2 separate regions of the Homo sapiens genome follow, and region 2 is linked to region 1. Evidence: chromatin contacts called from ENCODE Hi-C or POLR2A ChIA-PET data. All regions are on one chromosome and are shown on one strand. The core of a region is the stretch at or near the end of the contact, and the rest is flanking DNA. Distances in the headings are between cores, read along the strand shown.

Evidence for each region. Hi-C counts contacts between places; a loop is a spot of excess contacts on that map. ChIA-PET counts read pairs that join two places held with the same protein, here RNA polymerase II (POLR2A). Pooled maps may share reads with other maps.
Region 2: a pooled map shows a loop between it and region 1 (2.7-fold over the local background). The contact joins the enhancer-like site here to the promoter of GSAP in region 1. A Hi-C loop is called at or near these places in 1 of 50 pooled maps. POLR2A ChIA-PET finds 5 or more read pairs at or near these places in 3 of 52 experiments (H1, PC-3 and activated T-cell).

The regions. Positions count from the first base shown.
Region 1 is chr7:77,415,018-77,418,486 of GRCh38, forward strand. GSAP (gamma-secretase activating protein) reads right to left here and starts at 1,332. Exons shown (of 31, transcript NM_017439.4): 1 at 1,196-1,332. The coding sequence starts at 1,304. It overlaps LOC101927243 (a long non-coding RNA gene), which reads left to right and starts at 181. Exons shown (of 5, transcript NR_110073.1): 1 at 181-331. RefSeq lists silencers at 498-787, 848-1,057, 1,278-1,627.
Region 2 is chr7:77,156,161-77,159,629 of GRCh38, forward strand. All of the region lies in intron 1 of CCDC146 (coiled-coil domain containing 146), which reads left to right. All of the region lies in intron 1 of LOC124901678 (a long non-coding RNA gene), which reads right to left. Among named protein-coding and RNA genes, the nearest start is that of CCDC146, 35 kb to the left of the region's middle. Within about 2 kb of position 1,436, at least 4 of the 41 ENCODE cell types and tissues checked have a DNase peak (open chromatin) inside an H3K27ac peak, as active enhancers do.

The sequences.
Region 1 (3,469 bases), core at 82-2,581:
CAGCTAATTTTTGTATAAAATTCTTCCTTGACCACCCTCTCCACCTCGAAAAAAAGTAAAGCCTTACTAAGCATGACACTAATGCAAACTCAATGCATACGCTACACAAACATATAACTCCTTATTTGGAGCTAATAATATTCCAAGCCAAGGAAACCTACAAATAATTTCGCTATAGTCATAGGAGAGTGTGAAGATACAAGATAGCAACTTGATATATAACTCACATCAAGAAAACTTTCACCAGCGTTTAAGGGAAAGGAGTTGTAGATGTGGGTCATTTAATACCCACTTCCAAATTCACTGAAGTGGACAGCGCCCTACACACAAGGTGAGACCTACAGGCATCATTGCTTTGAAGCTGCATTTAAGCTCTGAAGCTCCAATATTTATAGAAGACTTTTAAAACTTTGTAAGAAATCACAAAGTTCCCCTTCTTTAAAACAGATCAGTGCTGGGAAGGCTCAAAAGTCACTTTCACTCCCTTACCAAATCATCAAAAAGCCCGGAGTGGCAGGGCCGGGAGCCGAGCATCTCGCGCGCAGCCCCAGCCTGCACAGGTGCGGAGCTCGGGGGCGGCTGGGGGCTCTCGCCCCGCCGCGCGCAGCCTGGAGGCGGCCCCTGCCCTCTTGCGCCTCACCGCCGAGGCCCATGTCCCCTGAGCCACGGACACGGTTCAACAGACACATAAACACGTCTCGCAAATGTGGGGACAAACTGTTCCACCGTTAGGTATAGGGTGGTTTGCTTGGTGGTCACGGATTCTTTCTCAAAACGTGAAGCTTCCAGGAGCACTCCTGTCTTGGCAAAGCCCCTGCGCTGCCGATGAACCCCCCGGGAGGTGGGATGCGGCCGCTGAGCTGAGCACGACCCTCTGCCCTCGCCGTGAGGTGATGCTGAGGGAACCGCCAGCGGCCCGGCCCCTCTGCCAAGGGCGAATTTCCGCGGGCCGGCAGCGAGCCAGGCGCCTCAGGCCCCACGGCGACCTGGCCCGGGCTCTGCCCCCAGACCTTCCGCCGTGGCTGGGTGTGGGTGGCAAAGCCAAAACAGCCCTCTGAGGAGGGGAGCGACGCCCTCGCACCAGCCTTCTCAGGGCGGCGACGCCCCGGGTTGCTCCCCACCGGGTCGGAGTCCGGGGGGTATGAGGGACTCCCACTCCCCGCCCCCACCCCTCTCCGCAGCGCGCCTCCCGCACCTGCGCCGCCGCTTCCGGCCCCGCTGGCCTCCGACACTGCCCGCTGCGCCCGCAACCACGGGAGCACGTCCTTCCCGAGGTCGAAGTCGGCGACCAGGCGAAGAGCCATCGCCCGGACACGACCACCGGGCGGCTCTGGGGCCCCGCACCGCGGGCATTCCCGGCCCCGCGTGGCCGCCTCGCCCTCGCGTCCCCGCTCCCGCCCCCTCTTTCCTCTCCCCCGCCCCCTGCTGCTTTCGGTTCTGCAGCGCCCTGGCCTGAGAAGCTCCGGCACCAGCTCCTCCCGGCCGGCGGCCCGCACCTGAGCCGGAGCCGGAGCCGGGCACGGCGGGTAGCGGTGGGGCGGGGTGGACCAGGCGCCAGGACCAGGCCCGCCGGGGCGGGAGGCCTCCGCGCGCACCTTCGGGGCTGAGGATAGAGGGCGCAAAGACGTGGGCGCTTCAGGGCCTTGGCGAGGCCGCTAGCCCAGTGGCTTCCAAACCTGGAGGGTCGGCCTATTTTCTTTATTCTACAAGTGCCTCCACTGTGCAGCAAAGTGTGGAAACCACTTGGCTTGAGAGAGCTGGGTCCTCTGGAGCAGTTCAGGGTCACCACAGAAGTAGGCCGTCTCTTGGGCCTATTCGCCCCAGCTTCGAGGTGGTGGTGCTTTATTAGTGTTATTAAGGTAATGAGTAGCAACTGGGAGCGTATGACGAAGGTGATCCCATTGTAAGAGAAACGCTAAAAGGGGTTAATGCGCTTGATACAAACAGCGTCCTTTTTGCCTTTTAACTCTAGTACATCTCATTTGATGCCTTGAGACATGAAAACTGAATCTTAAGTCTCCACGCAAACCCTCTGCCTCCCACCAGGGTCTAACAGAGCACTCTGGAAGGTGCTCGACAATTACTGAAGAATGAGTGAATACAGTAATAAAGAATGCTTTTTCACATGCTTCCGAAATTAAGGTCTGAAAACTACTTGTATTGACGTCATCTGGGGCACTATTTTACAATGCAGACTCCTGATCTCTACACCTGGACAAGACCAGAAACGTGCATTTTACCCAGAGCCTCGGGTGATTCTTAGGCTTACTAAGTTTGAAAACTACTCCAACCAAATGTAAAAGAAAGTCTTGAATTTTTTTCCCTCCTAGAGACATGTTTCTCCAACTGAGGTAATGGATGATTTCAGGTAGAACTCCATTACTCACCACCATATACAGAGGAAAGTCCTCCCACCCGGGAAGTGCATGCAAATTTAAGATAAATGCCTAATGAAGCTGCTAATATTATCAGTGAATAAAAGGAAGGCCACTGGAGCCCCCAAGGAGCTAATGCAACTATTTCATATCAAATAAGCTTGTTGCCTTTGTCATACAGAAACACTGTTGGCCAATTTTTTAAAGTCAGTACATTTCCATTGTTTTTATTTTTGCAGTTAACTTCTATTTTTGCCAGGCAGGACTGATTTTATAGTCAAGCAGTGATGATATAAAAAATTCTCTTCAAATTAAGTGAAAAAGCCAATGTAAAGAAGGTGAGAAACAATAAGATAATGATAGAAAGATGTGGCCAAAATCATGAGGGTGCTATATGAAGGCATGTGTATCAGTTAGGATTAGATTCTCCAGAAGTTAATAAGAACTCAGATTAACAGTAAATTAAACACACAAGTTTTATTCTGTCACCTAGCTGGACGTAGGCAGAATAAAGCTCTTAGGGCAGGTTCCTGAATTTATCAGGGACCCAGGCTCCTTCCAGTTCTTTGCTCCACCTGATCCTGAGTGTACCCTTGTCCTCATGATCAAAGAGGGCTGCAGAAGCTTCAGCCTTCACGTCTGCATTCCAGAAATCAGAATGGAAGAAGAGGAATAAAAAGAGGATGCTACCTCTCTTTTAAGGATACTTCCCGGAAGTTCTACACAACATTTCTACGTATGTTTCACTCACCAGAATTTAGTCACATGGCCAAATGTAGCTTTCAAGGGAGGCAAGGAAATATACCTGGCCATTGCTGTGCCCAGATAAAAATCAGGACGGTATTACTGAAGAAGGTGGGGAAAGTAGATATTCAGAAGCAATTAGAGATCTCTGTCAGAGTATGATACCCGATTCCGGCCACTGAGTTGTAAGGAAACCTCTGCTATGACAGATTTCTCTATTCTTAAAACAAGAGACATGGGAAAAGATGGTCCCTTTCAGTCTTTAACTATTTCGGGATCTAGATATGATTGCTGGAATTTCAGCCATCTAGCACACTGAAAATGGAGTCATTGGAGTCAGGAGAGTCCAG
Region 2 (3,469 bases), core at 186-2,685, 260 kb before region 1:
CATGCGTATAATCTAAGAGGTAACTGTTTAACATGTCTGAACATTAACTTTAAAGGCCAGATATGCACTTGAAGCTTTCTTTCAGAGTTTTGCTATTTGTGCGTTTGTGTGGTTTTAATTGAAGGTAGTTCAAACCCCATTGTTACTTTAACACTTCAATTATGAGGCAATTTTTATCTGTACATATTTACTGCAAGAGTTTTCATTTTTCCTTTAAGATTCTTTTTGTTTTTCCTGTAGGACTCTTTTCTTTTCAGGATTCTTTTTTCGAAAGTCCTCTTTATCATTCCTTTTAGGAAAAAAAAAAATGTTGTGATTTGATTTGTTGGGTCTTTGAATAACATTTTTACTTTCTTTTTTAAAAAAAGCATCTCCATAAATATATATACCTACTATGTACCCACAAAAATAAAAATAAATAAAATAAAATATGTATCTATATCTTAAAAAATGTTTCAAGTCTAACATTGTCTTTGTATGGTAAAAATGAGCATTGTATAATTGTACTTAGAATATAAAATCTAGGCAGGAATAACTGCAATCATTTTATCTGTGGCTTTTAGGACTATTAAGTTAGTTCCATCTGATTTTGTTGTTGTTGTTGTCCATTAAATGGATCTGAGGTATGCCTCATGTCAGATTGGCTGCCCAATATTCTGAGCCTGTCATATAGTGGACCGGAGGCCCCATAGGATGAGCCTTAAATTTTATAGACTTTTTATGTTATCTCCAAAAGATAATATACATATAATTACCAGAGATACACTGACAGAATTGAAGGCACTTGTCATACAACTTTATACCACAATTTTTGTAACCCTGTTTTGAAGTTTCTATGTTTTTTAACATGTTAGGAAACTAAAACAAAACAAAACAAAAAAATGGAAGTGTCCCAGAGTTCTCCCTTCCTCCAAGGGGTCAGCTCTGAGTTCCTGTAGAAACATGTTGTAATTAACCTTGTAGAGCAATGGGCTGCTGGGGGAAGGAGCACCCAATCTTATCTTCAGGGCAGTCAGAAGAGCCAAGTCACAAAAAAGAACACTCAGGTTCTGTGTGGGACTAGGAGAGAAATAAATCATGTTCAACTTTACATTACACCCTGCTGTTTCTAAAATGAGCAAAACCTGTGCTTGTTCAATGATGAGTAATATTGAAAGACCGTGTGGTTTTCTGCTACAGCTTTCTTGAAGCATTGCCATTTTATTGTCCAAAAGTCACATTGTTTGTGTATCCTGCCCCATTCTCTGGAGCATGCAGTATTTGGTTTTTACACATGCTCCTTGTAACTATCTAGAAATGTTTCCTTAATAATTCAAAATCAAAACAAAATGATGATCACCTATGTTTCATTTGAAGAAGAGGAATTACTGATGTGTATTACAAAACAAGGGGTACCCTGCAATGTTTATTGCTTAATTATTCTTTGTGAAGCTTCCTATTTTGGCTTATTCATGTCTTCTGCTTTCTTAAAATCCCCTTAAGGCCACATCCTCTTCTCTTCAGACTCCTACAGCATCTCATGGTACTGCCTTGCCTCCTTCCAGTGGGGGCTGCTTCTCTGCAGAACTTGCTATGCCAGTGGTGCTCCCTGTAAGTGTGCAGTGTGTGGCCACCCTGTTTCTGTGGTCCAAGTTATCATAGCACCAATTTCAGTTAAAACGTTTAGAATTTTATGTCTGTGATTTTTTGATTAACTTGTCTTGCTGCCAGTCTCTGCGTCCCCTAAGGTCAGGAACCTTGTCTGGTCTTGCTCACCATGGTACCTATCTCCTACCCATAGCACAGTGGCTGGGTCCCAGCCTCCAGATTGTTTCCTTGCCTCTAAATTCACACATTTTCCAAGCCATTCTTCTCAGCAATATTGTCAGCAATATCTTTACAACTCTGCCATGGCTCCCAATGCCTAGAGTTCAAGTCCCAAATTCCAGGCTACCAGTTACTTTTTCAGCCCTATCTACTCTCCTAAGAACGTTGCTTTTTATTTGGGCTTATTTTACCTCAGCTTATGTGACAGAGAACTAGTTCTTTCCCTGCCTTACTTTCTCTTCAGATTATACATTGTTTGCATATTTGTAAATTCTTTATAGGAAAACTCAATAAATATTTATTTAATTGATTTAGGCATTCTGGAGATATAAGTCTCTAGAATTACCATACCTGATGGCTATGTAGTTCTTCCTATGCCAGGAATTTAAGGTGTTATATTAAACATTCTCTGTTCATATCACCGTAGCCTGAGAATATACTTTATTCTATTATTTTATTTACAGCTGTCAATCATATTGCCTGCAATATGGAACTATTAATACAATGGGCTTTGCAATCCTATATATTAACTGTCTTTGGATATTTATTGTTTTTTTTTGTTTTTTGTTTTGAGACAGAGTTTCACTCTGTTGCCCAGGCTGGAGTGCAGTGGCGCTATCTCGGCTCACTGCAACCTCTGCCTTCCAGGTTCAAACGATTCTCCTGCCTCAGCCTCCTGAGTAGCTGGGATTACAGGCGCCCACCACCATGCCCGGCTAATTTTTGTATTTTTAGTAGAGACGGGGTTTCACCATGTTGGCCAGGCTGGTCTCTAACTTCTGACCTCGTGATCCGCCCACCTCCACACCACAAAGTACTGGGATTACAGGCGTAAACCACTGCGCCCAGCCAGATATTTGTTTTATCCATTAAACTTTGTTATCTGGTTAAGTCCTTTCCTGCCTATTTAATTAGATTAATTAGTGTTTTTTTGTTTTAATTCACACAGACTTTTTTATATTTGCCTCTGTTGGGTTTTCTTTCACTACTCATTCTCCCTGTCTTTCCTTTTTTAAAAAAACACGTTATTGAGGTATGGTTGATGTATAAAATACTGTACATATTTAATGTATACATCTCAATGAGTTTGGGGATAAGTATACATCCATGAAACCACCAACCATCATCAATCTCATAAACATATCTATCACCATCCAAAGTTTTATCCACCCCCTGTATTATTATTTTTGTTGCTGCTTTATCATAAGATCTAATCTCTTAGTAATTTTAAGTATACAATAGGGTATTGTTAGCTACAGGCACTATGCTGTCTAGTAGATCTTCAAAACTTATTTATCTTGCATAGCTGAAATTTTGTACTCTTTAACTATTACTCCCCAGTTTCTCCTACCCCAAGTCCCTGGCAACCACCATCCCACTCTGCTTCTATGAGTTTGACTGCTTTAAGTTCCATATATAAGTGAGATCATATAGTATTTGTATTTCTCTGTCTGCCTAAATATTTCATTTTCTATCCATGATGTTGCAAATGGCAGAATTTCCTTTCCTGTGGCTGTAAAATGTTCCATTGTATACATATATCGCAATTTCTTTGTCCATTCATATGTCCATGGAAATTTATGTTGTTTCCATATCTTGGCTTTTGTAAATAGTGATGAAATGAACGTGGGAGTGCCAATATCGCTTCGAGATCCTGATTTCG